Linked DNA regions of Homo sapiens: region 2 is linked to region 1. Evidence: chromatin loops called from intact Hi-C (ENCODE). Cell type or tissue: OCI-LY7. All regions are shown on one strand. Each heading gives the region's core, and the rest is flanking DNA. Links, peaks and the distances in the headings are about the cores only. Region 1 overlaps NXT1-AS1 (NXT1 antisense RNA 1). Region 2 has its middle 56 kb from the start of LINC01427.

The links. Peaks named below come from ENCODE experiments on the same cell type or tissue, not always from the same donor. Only the 100,000 strongest peaks of a DNase experiment are listed, where the experiment ranks them.
Region 2: it touches region 1 in a loop (15-fold over the local background); 45 of 110 quality-filtered maps call a loop at or near these places.

What each region holds. Positions count from the first base shown.
Region 1 is chr20:23,338,007-23,343,383 of GRCh38, reverse strand. All of the region lies in intron 1 of NXT1-AS1 (NXT1 antisense RNA 1), which reads left to right. Among named protein-coding and RNA genes, the nearest start is that of NXT1, 10 kb to the left of the region's middle. RefSeq lists a silencer at 2,711-2,760. In OCI-LY7, for the core only: CTCF peaks have their summits at 2,482 and 2,684; a DNase peak (open chromatin) is centred at 2,683.
Region 2 is chr20:22,336,547-22,341,923 of GRCh38, reverse strand. No RefSeq gene overlaps it. Among named protein-coding and RNA genes, the nearest start is that of LINC01427, 56 kb to the right of the region's middle. In OCI-LY7, for the core only: CTCF peaks have their summits at 2,426 and 2,631 (motif pointing left); a DNase peak (open chromatin) is centred at 2,623.

The DNA.
Region 1 (5,377 bases), core at 302-5,301:
CCATTTCTGTGGAATATCCAGAATAGGTGAATCTGCAGAGAGAATGCCGAATGATGTTTGCCAGGGGCTGTGGGCAGGGAGGAACGGGGAGAAGCAGCTTCATGGGTACCAGGCTTTTGAGTCATGAAAATGTTCTGGAACTGATAGAGGTTGGACGATATTGTGAAACTGCTAAAAGCCGTTGAATTGTTTGCATTAAAATAGCCCATTTTATATAAACTTCACCTCAAGAAATTATTAAACAGAAAAAAAAAATTCTCTTTCCTCGAGGCTCAGTTGACATGCCAGCTGCCCAAAGGCATGTCTTCTGGTCCAAGTGACTGGAGGTGACTTTCGTGACCTCATGGCCACTGGGTTCCTCTGCTTCTAGATGCTTTGTCTCCTAGCTGCCATATGTCCCTTCCTCCTGACTCTGAGAGCTGAGGGCTGGGGCCAGTGTCTGTGTCCCTTCCTCCTGATTCAGGACTGGGGGCTGGGGCCAGCCATTCCTCTCATGCTCTGAGGCTCACACTTACTTCAGCCTTGCTGAGTCGCTTATGCCCCTGCAGCTCCTACTGTGGGTCTGGAGTTTGGGCTCAGCTGTCTTTCTCTGGGGCCATTTGAACAATCCTGGTGGATAGAGCAGAAAGAGCATGCGAACTTGGAGTCAGATAGACCTGCGTGACCTCCTGTGAATGATCTAACCCTCTGAGCCTGTAAAATCAGGGTACCTGCTCCCTGATGTTGGCATGTGGATACCTGAAGAATGCCTGAGTAGTGGGTGCAGCTCTTGTGGCACAATTACCCCAACTCCACTCCCATCTTCTCTTCCTCTCTTAACGGGTCACTGACTTTTCTGGTCCTGAAACACACATGCTCCTCAAAGGGACTTGCCTGGGGCACAACTCTCACTCTGCAGTATCCCTACTTGTGAGCTCCCCATATCCTAGACTAGGGTCCCAGACCCGAGGCCCTCCATAATAAGACATGAGCTGGGTTCCCACCATTCTCCCCCGTGCCATGTTTCGGCCACGCGGAATCCATGCTGCTTGCCGCAGTCCTTAGGCTGCCCTCTCTGCCTTGTGTACCTTGCCCCCATTTCTGCACACATTTCCGCTATCCTTCAGGGACTGGCTCAGATGCCACCTTCTCTTTACAGCCATCCCACTTTGTGGAAAGGTCTGTGGTGTTCCCCCCTCTGAACATTCCTGTGCCCCTTTTGTGGCATTCATTTCTCGCTCTCTCCCCAGTGTTCGGCCAGGCCGTGTGGGCCCAGGGCGAGGCCCTGGTTTGCCCAGCATCAGCAGAGACGTTTTAGTGATGCATGGATCTGAGGGCTGGTCTGTGTGCGGAGAGAGGCTGCTCCCAAGTGGGAGATGCTGAGGTGCTTGGCAAAGATGGGACTTGAGAGAGGCCTTGATTGATGAGTGGGCTTTGAATAAGGAATCAAAGAGTCTTGAGAGCTCAGAAGTGAGCGGCAAGCACTTTTTGTCTCCCCCTGCAGCCTGGGAAAGCTGAGTGGAGCAGACAGTGAGATACCCTCTTCACTCCTTTCCAGACCAGGGTTTTCTGGCCACAGTCTTGGACCTTACTCATGGCAGGGCAGGAATGCCCAGAGTTAACACCCAAGAGCATCCTTCAGTAAGGACAGATGGGAATTGGAGGGTTCCAACCCTTCCAGTCCCTCAGGCAGGACATCTCTGAGGCACACCCCGCATCATCCCGGAGCTCCCCAGGGACTGAGCCAGGCACCTGCAGTGCTGCCCCTGTACTGGCTTCCCCCTGCCCTACCTCACATCCCCATACCCCAACAGGTGCCCCTGGGATCACCTCTCAAATAAGTGGCTTGCAGTGCAATTGTTGTCTCAGGGGCTGCTGCTGGGGACTCTGTCTAAGCTAGGGAGCAAAGAAAGGACTTTCTCTCACTGTTGAAACACCTGAAGAATGTCTAGATGGGTTTTCCTGGTCCCTTGAAGGGTCAATGCCTTGGCTAACAGCTCTCTTTTGGTGCCAGACAGTAACAAATCTAATGCAAACTACAGTTCTCAAAGTGAGGGAGCGTCAGAATCCTTGCTAACACTAGGGTGCCAGAGCCTTAGCTTCAAAGTTTCAGACATAGCAGGGCCAAGGGAGGCCAGAATTTGCATTTCTAACCAATTTCTAGTCATACTGGAAAGCCGGGACCACACTTTGAAAACAACTGCTCTTGACTAGAGAATAAAAGTAGCCTGGGTTGAAAAGTGCTCTGCAGCTTTTTTAATGAAGTAAATTATTATTTTACACTCTTCTGCAATTAGTTCAGCCTTGACTGTTGAGCTTAGTTTTCCTTTTTTTTTTTTTTTTTTTGAGACGGAGTCTCGCTCTGTTGCCAGGTTGCAGTGCAGTGGCGTGATCTCAGCTCACTGCAACCTCCACCTCCTGGGTTCAAGCAATTCTTGTGCCTGAGCCTCCCGAGTAGCTGAGACTACAGGCATGTGCCACCTTGCCCAGCTAATTTTTCTATTTTTAGTGGAGATGGGGTTTCGCCGTGTTGGCCAGGCTGATCTCAAACTCCTGACCTCAGGTGATCTGCCCGCTTCGGCCTCCCAAAATGTTGGGATTACAGGCATGAGCCACTGCGCCCAGCCAGTTTTCCCGCTTTTGAAGCTGTCTGATCTGTCTTGCTCTTCAAATCTGAATTGCCATTCACAGAAGCAGCCACACGAGGGTGGTCTAGCCTTTGACAAGAGCCGCTCTGCTTGCGTTGTAGACAGGATCTGAGTGACACCTTTTCTGATCAAGAAACCAAAGTGTTCCTTCCCTATATCAAACATAGGGCATTTAAAAAGTCCAAGATAATCTCCTTTGTCTTGACAGGTGGCTGCTCAGAGAGGCTTTTTTGTTTTTCTCTAGGATATTTTAGAAACGGTTTGGGAAAGCAGAGGTCTCTGCCTCTCCAAAGCAGCACAGCTTTTAGTGTGGTTCTATTTCAAATTCTGAGGTACTGTCTCAAAAATGCTTCCTGGTGAGCATTTTGGTCTAATGGCTGACTTTGGCACTTTGTCCCGGGATGGTTCCGAGGCGATGAATGCACAGTGTACAATGGGATGACCGCGATGGCATGTGGGGGATCAGCTCAGGGTGCCGGCGCAAGGCCCCAGGCAGCCCGTTCTTGCCAGCCAGTGCCTATGACCAGCGAGGGGTGGGGGCATCGAGAAGATCCTGCCCCTCCCCACGACCCTACCCCTTCTCCCGTGACATCAGAGTGTCATCCCAGGTGGAATATTCCCAGTATCCCTTCCTGCTCCCAGCTGTGGGCCCCTGGAGGGCACTCCGGGTGATGAGGATTCTCATCCCTGCTGAGTTGGAAAGGGGCACCCTGACAGGAGAGCTGGCCATGCCCCAAGCCTCCCCAGCCTTGCCCTCTGCATTCCTTGAGGGCCCTGTCTTCATGGGGATGGGGGATGGCAGCTGTCAGCAACAGGCCAAGTGGTTCTCTCTTCTGTCCCCAGCCTCGAGTGGAAGCAGAGGCTGCATTAATTTAATTTAAAAATTTAAGCCAAAGTTCCAACTCGTGGTACAGAGATCCAAGAGCATAGAAGGTTTGTAAGGAGAGCAGGTACCTCTTGTCCTGCCCCTTGCTTTCCCTCGCATTCAGGCTCGTGGGGTAAACACTTGCAACTGTTCCTATGTTTTTGTTCTTTTGGCAGTTACCTCTGTAATTCTAAATAATGAGCTTGTAATTCAATTGCTTGACTTATCAATTTTGGACAATCTTCAATGACTATTACAATGGAATCTTACAAAATAGTCTCTTAGCTAATTTCATTAGATTTAGTTCTAGTGATGACCTTTATAGCTTTAAATATGTAATTCCTCTCTGCTTCTTATTCCATCAATGATAGAGACTGTTGTCTAACTCTCTGCCCTCTCGGACGGGGATAACAGTTCTCTCAACCATCTCTTCCTAAGTCCCATCTCTGTGACTAACCCTTGAGCTGCTGTCACCTCCATGCTCTCCTCCACCTGTGGAAATAGAACCCTGACTTGCGTGTGGCCACTCAGCCTGAAGACCATGCTTCCTACTTTCTCTCCCACTAGCTGTGGCATATACCTCATCTGGTTGATGAGATGTAGTTTGAAGTGTTGTGTGGGACTTCCTAAAACTAGGGAGGCTAGGCCATCTCCCATGTCTTCATTCAACTGCTTGAAATGCAGATGTGATGGCTGGCACTTTGGCTGCTATTTTGGACCATGCAGATGTGGGCCAGATCCTAGGGATGGTAGAGAGGAGGGTGGAAGGACTTGGCTCCCTTTATTTCATAGAGCTATGATAAGTTCTCTTTTAGGCAAGTGAGAACTACAAGTCTATTTTGTTTACATCATTTTGAGCTCATCAGTTAGATGCCATCAAAACTAATTCTAGATAATATGGTAAAAACTGTCTTCACATTTACAGCATCAAGGATGACTACATTTACCTTCTGTTCTACAGCGATGATTAGGTTTATTCTTTGTCTAGATTGAGTCTAAGCATTGAAAAGAAATAAGAAGCATTTTCACTATTAGGCCTAACTGTTGATTACTATAGAAACACACACATGTAGGACTTGCTCTGTTCTCTCCCACGATGTCTGTACCCCCTAAAGGGTGACTTTCCCAGATTCAAAGTCCAGTGTACAGCCTTCTCTTTTCCAACCCTCCTTACACCATGCTTATTTTAGTTTACTTTCTATTCGGCTATATCTTTATGGAACAGGATCTTGTTTTTCTTGGAATTCCTAATTGTTTTTGTCTTTGTTGCTTTTGCTGTTGACAAAATAATGTGCCTTAATCCCTTCATCTCATGGGCCAGCCTTTCCAGAGCACCCCTCATTGCTTGAAAAGCCCTTTACCCCTGGAGTCACTCCCTAATGATCCTTGGACCTTTCCAGTCTGTATGGGTTTCCTTCATCCTCTGGAAAAGTTATTCTATTTTTTTTATGGCTTTCCCCCATTTACTTTCTCTCCTCTTTCTCTTGTTTTTGCAATTTTGGCCTCTCTCTTGCTTGCTTGCTTTCTTTTTTTTTTTTTTTTTTTTTTTTTGCCTGTGCCCTGGGAATTAAAAACAAACAAATAACTTTATTGTGTATCCTTTCTATTGACTTATTATTTGCCTTATCTGGCCAATTATATCTTTATTTTCTAAGCTTACTTTCATGATCTCATGTTCCTGACTGGTCCTTTTTTCTAGTATTCTGTTCTTCTATTGTACTTTTTGCCTTGTTCCTTTTTATATATAAGGAATGCAATTACCTCTCAAAATTTATGAGAACAAACTCAAGTCCATAGAAACCTCTGGAGCTGAGAATCCTCAGTTCAAATGCTGGCTCTGCCACTTACCAGCTGCATGATCTTGGGCAAGTTAATCTGCCTCAAG
Region 2 (5,377 bases), core at 216-5,215, 1.0 Mb after region 1:
CGTCTCTTCGGTCTGCTTTAATTTTGGACAACTCCTCAGTAGTTTTTGTCTGATTTGACCTTGGCATTTTTGAGAGGTGCAGGTCACTTTATGTTATAGCCGATATATCCATTTGGCACTGGTCATGTGAATATCTAAATAATAAGAAGTCCTGGTCCCACGTATAATGGGATAAGCACATGCCACTCATCTTGCTCAGCGGATGTCGCTATAAAACCTGAACATAAGGCACAGGGCAGCTGTGAGGACTCTGAAAAGTGACTCATAGAAGAGGACTGGAACTTAAAGTGCTGAAACTGCTGGTGATTTTTTTTTTTTGTCTGTTACTTTTATCCCTCGGCACTCGATGCAGATGCAGTTGCTGAAGTACACACAGAACCAAGTAACTAAAATTCCAGCTTTGTTGCCAGAAGACCTAAAAAGGGACTCCAGGGAACTAGAAAATCCTGGGAGCTCATGGAGAGGGAGGAGTTCAGAGAGTGGCCCACACAGTTGACATGGGTTTGACGAAATACACACAGGAGATGCTAAGAGTGGAGCAAGAGAGACTCAGGCCTGGACCAGCCATGGTGGGGCACATAACTGATCAATGTAAAAAACACTGCCAAGGCTTTTGTTTCTTTGAGTTCTTAAATAATTAATTAATAGACTATTTTTAGAGCAGTTTTAGGTTTTTGGAAAATTGAGTAGATGGTATCAAGTTCCCATATGCTCCTGCACCCCCCCACTCCCCTTATTATTACCATCTTGCAATGATGTGGTACATTTGTTATAATTGATGAGCCAATATTGTTATGTTATTATTCATTAAAGTCCATAGTTAAGTCCAGAGTTCACATTAGGGTTCACTCTTGGGTACATCCTATGGGTTTTGACAAATGCATAATGACATGCATCCACCATAGGGTACCATACAGAATACTTTTAACTGCCCTAAAAATCTCCTGTGCTAAGCTTGTGTGGTGGTGTGTGCCTGTGGTCTCAGCTATTCTGGAGGCTGCAATGGGAGATCCCTTGAGTCCCATAGTTCAAGGCTGCAGTGAGCTATGATCATGCTTCAGCTTGGGTGACAGAATAAGACCCCGTCTTAAAAAAATAAAAATTAAAAAATTGTCTCTCCTGTACCTATTCATCCCTCCCTCTACTCATCCCCAACAACCCCACCCCAGCTGAACCTCTGACAAACACTACTCTTTTTACTTCTCCATAGATTTGGCTTTTCCAGAATGTCATATCGTTGAAATCATACAGTATGCAGCCTTTTCAGATTGACTTCTTTCTTTATCAATATGCGTTTAAGGTTCCTCTATGTCTTTTTCTGTGGCTGGTTAGCTTTTTCTTTTTATTACTGAATAATATTCCATCGTCTGGATGTACTACAGTCTGTTTATCCACTCGCTGTTGAAGGACATCTTGGTTGTATCCAAATTTTGGCAATTATGAATAAAGTTGGCATAAACATTCTCATGTAGTTTTTTTGTAGAGACACAAGTTTTCAACTTATCTGGGCAAATATCAAAGAGCCTGCCTGCTGCTTCACAGGGTAACAATATGATTACTTTTGTAAGAAACTGCCAATCTCCCTTCCAAGTCAGCTGAACTGTTTTGCACAGGCTTTGGACTTGGAGTTATGCAAGGGTAAGCTGAAGTCTCTAAGAGGGCATGATAGGGCTGGTTTTGTGAGTTTTGGAAAACTACAAACATGATTCAGCTGCAACAGTGGGAAGGAACTGCCACTGCTGGGTGGAAGCGGCCTTGCTGGAGAGATGCTGGGAGGAGGAGGAAGTCCTCAGGAGGAACGGTCGGGCCCCTCTCCCTCCAGATTTGCGGCCTCACTCTAGCGTCCCCTTGCCAGGAGCATCTGGCCAAGCCCAACTGCAGTTTGCAGAGTCCCAGTGCTGGCATCACAAGGCAGGATATAGAAAGGTGGGTTTGGAGCCAAGAGAAAATCATTTAATAATGGCATTACTCCCAGCCCCCGCTGGGATAAGTCCCTATCTTATTAAAGCGATAACACAAAGCAGTAGTGAAATTAACAGCACTAGACATGCCACTTTCTCTCTGGACATCGGCATTTCTGTAGGGCAGTAATTTCTACGATCTAAGATTGCCTCCCTGCTGGACTCAGAAAAGAGGTAACAAAAGTGGGTAAGTTTCTATTTAGTCCTGCCAGTCCAGCCTTACTTGAATTGAGGCTGAGCCTGGAGAAAGCTAGATTCCTGGAAGCAGCAGTCCTGCAAACCCTGAGCAGCTGAGCACAAACCACAGCCTGTCTAACGTTCTATTTACATTATTGCCTGCCTTTTGTAATGGAGGGGGGCAGAGAATCACGACTCTGCTTTAAAGTTTCAGCAGAGCTCCCCACACCTCAGCCCCTGCCCGAAATTCACAGGTACATGACGCAAGTTTACAAAAACGGAAAAAAAGCAACCATTTGGTTTGAGCTGAATTGAAAAGCAAAACAAAACAAAAAAACCCTCAGAGTTTCTTTTGAAAATTATAATCCTTCTCTTTATCTCTCTACAATCACTTTCAGTGAGGCTCACGTTCATCTTTAACCTTTAATCTTCCGAAGTGTTCAAGGATGGACGCTAGTGACGAAGTGTCAATTTGCTGGTCTAACACGCCTCCTGGTGGTCAAAACTATCCAAGATCTTAACAGGTATTAGACAACTCCATGGCCTTAAATGAGCATGGAAAAAAGTATGAAGCCAGAATATGACACAACTGACTGAAAAAAAATACATGACACCATTTGTAGGGATAAAAATGTGTCTCTGTTTAGCAAGAAAAGCCACACCATAGGTGCTGTCATTCCATTTAAAAAATCAGATTATTCACATATTCTGGTAGTTTTTATTACAGCTTCAACTTCTAGCTTCTGTTTTGTGATATTTTGCCATGTCATACAGTTTTGGTTGCCATATAAGTAAGAAGGAAAGCCATTGTGGATTCACTTCTGAATATTAAAGATAAAATAAAGGCTGCATAGGGACCTATACTTTGATATAAAATAAATGTTCTTTATTGTTCAATAAGCCCTACTTATTTTCTCCTCCTGTCAAGGAAAATTTAAAGATAATTAAATAAATTAAAATTCATTGACCTATAGGTTAATAAAGTCCATTAATATTCCTACTGTTTATAAGAGCTTGAGAGATAAGCCAAATGATTGATAGTCTATGATATAGTATCTTTCTGGAATCATCCTCTGTAAATTTCCACAAGGAGGATTTTCTTTTCTTTTTCAAAAATCACTTTATTGAGGTAAAATTAATATGTATAAAGCTATACATAATTAAATGTCTAGACCTCTCGAAGTTTCTTCTCACCCCTATTATTATTATTATAAGAACGCGTCATATAAGCTCTACCCTCTTAGAGAATCTTAGGAATGCAATACTGCATCATTAGCTGTTGGCACTATCCTGCACCACAGTCTCCAGAACCTACTCCTCTCGCCTGGCTGAAACTTTCCACCTTTGATCAACACCTCTGCTTCCCCCCGCAGCCCCTGGAAACCACCATTACACCCTTGACTTTTACAGTTTCACTATTTTGGATTCCATGTATAAGTGAGATCACGTGATATTTGTCTTTCTGTGCCTGGCTGATTTCACTTAACATAATGTCCTCCAGCTCCATCCATGTTGTCACAGATTACAGAATTATCTTCCTTTTTGGAGGTTGAATAATACTCCACTGTAAGTGTATACCACATTCTTTTTATCCATGCATCACAGATGGGATTTAGGCTCTTTCTACTATACCTTGGCTATTGTGAATAATGCTGCTATGAGCATGGGGTCAAGTATCTCTGTGAGATCCCAAGAGTCCTGGTCTTCCCTCTGTGATGACCCTGCTCTGGGTATTTTACTGGGAGAGCAGAGAAGAATGGAGTGGAGAATGTTCTTGACTGAGTGTTACCATTGCAGAGGCTAGGAGTTCAAAGAACCAAAATTTAAGTCTCAACTTCAAATCCCAGACCCAGCTTTCACTTATGTGTGGAAATTGGAATATCATTATTCATCTCCCGTTCTTTTCTACACTGTCTAATAAGAACAGTGGCTACCTAACAGGGACATGGCTCCTTGAGAGCAGGAATCTTGTCTGTTTCTAGCTACTGGTCTGCCCCTAGTGCCTGAGAACTGAAAGCAGATGGCCTTGGTAAACAATATGGAGAACAAGCAAAAATGACTTACCTGCAATGCTGAGAACAAGCAAAAATCACATCCAGGAATTTCTCCTGAAATTAAGACTCTGCACCAATTACATTGTTTCCTTATCAAGACTAACACTAGTTCATTTCACTTCCTTCATCTTGCTGTGCTACCAATCTATAGTTGGTCAGAAACTCTGCCCAAACCCAGTGGCTTCCCACCTTCCAAAATCGACCTTAAAAATTACTACCGCCTTCTCACTAAAACCCAGTAAACATCCTTTCCTGACTTCCCCGTTCTGAGACCCTATGCTCAGAGGCTCCCCCAACTGCCCTCCGCAAATGCAGCAGGTGAAACAAATTTCGCTTTGCTGGATCAATAGTCTTTTCTGGTGTTTCTGCATGTTCAAGAGTAGACATATCTAACTCACAGTAAGCCCTGGCAAACATTGGTTTCCTTGCCTTCCTAGACCTTTCCTGCAAATGAATGGCCTTTATAGGACAGGCCACGAGATGACCCTCATGGTGGATCCTGTTGCTGTGACTTACCAGGTTCATGACCTTGGGAAATTTGCCAAACCTCTCCAAGGTTTAGTTTCTTCTCTGTCAAGTGGGGATCAGTAATAGTCCACATCTTACATATTTTCTATAAGGATTAGAAGAGCAAAGTCACATTCTAAGTTTTGGTTGTTATTCCTCAAAATTAATTTTCTCCTTTGGAGTCTATCTAACCAACCAGGCTGCAAAGGAAGAGCAGGCATTTCAAGGATCTTTGACTTTCATAATTATCCACGAAGTTTTACTCTAAAGAGACATCCAAAGACCCAAATTAAATTCTAGGTTAACTTATAGCCAACCTGGAGACACACAGTCCCCCAAACCTCCACACTGTCCAGGCAGTGAGCACACAGATGGGAATAGATTCAAATAGGTGGAAACATTCTGAAGCCCAAAGATAGGGGCAGTGATGGATCTGAATTTCCCCAGAAAGCAAAGCCTCCAGGAACAATTTACACGACTTGGCCAATAGAACCCTTGATGGTAGCTTTAGTTTTGTAAAATGGAGGTTTGAGGAACCATTCCAGAATGTGTACCCATCCATGTCCAAGAGAATGCTACAGCCTGTGGAGTAGCTGGGTTTGCACTTCCAAACAAGGTCGTGTGGGCCTAGGATGTGTAGCCTTTTCTACAATGAGCTTTGTGCATTAGAGTTCTGGT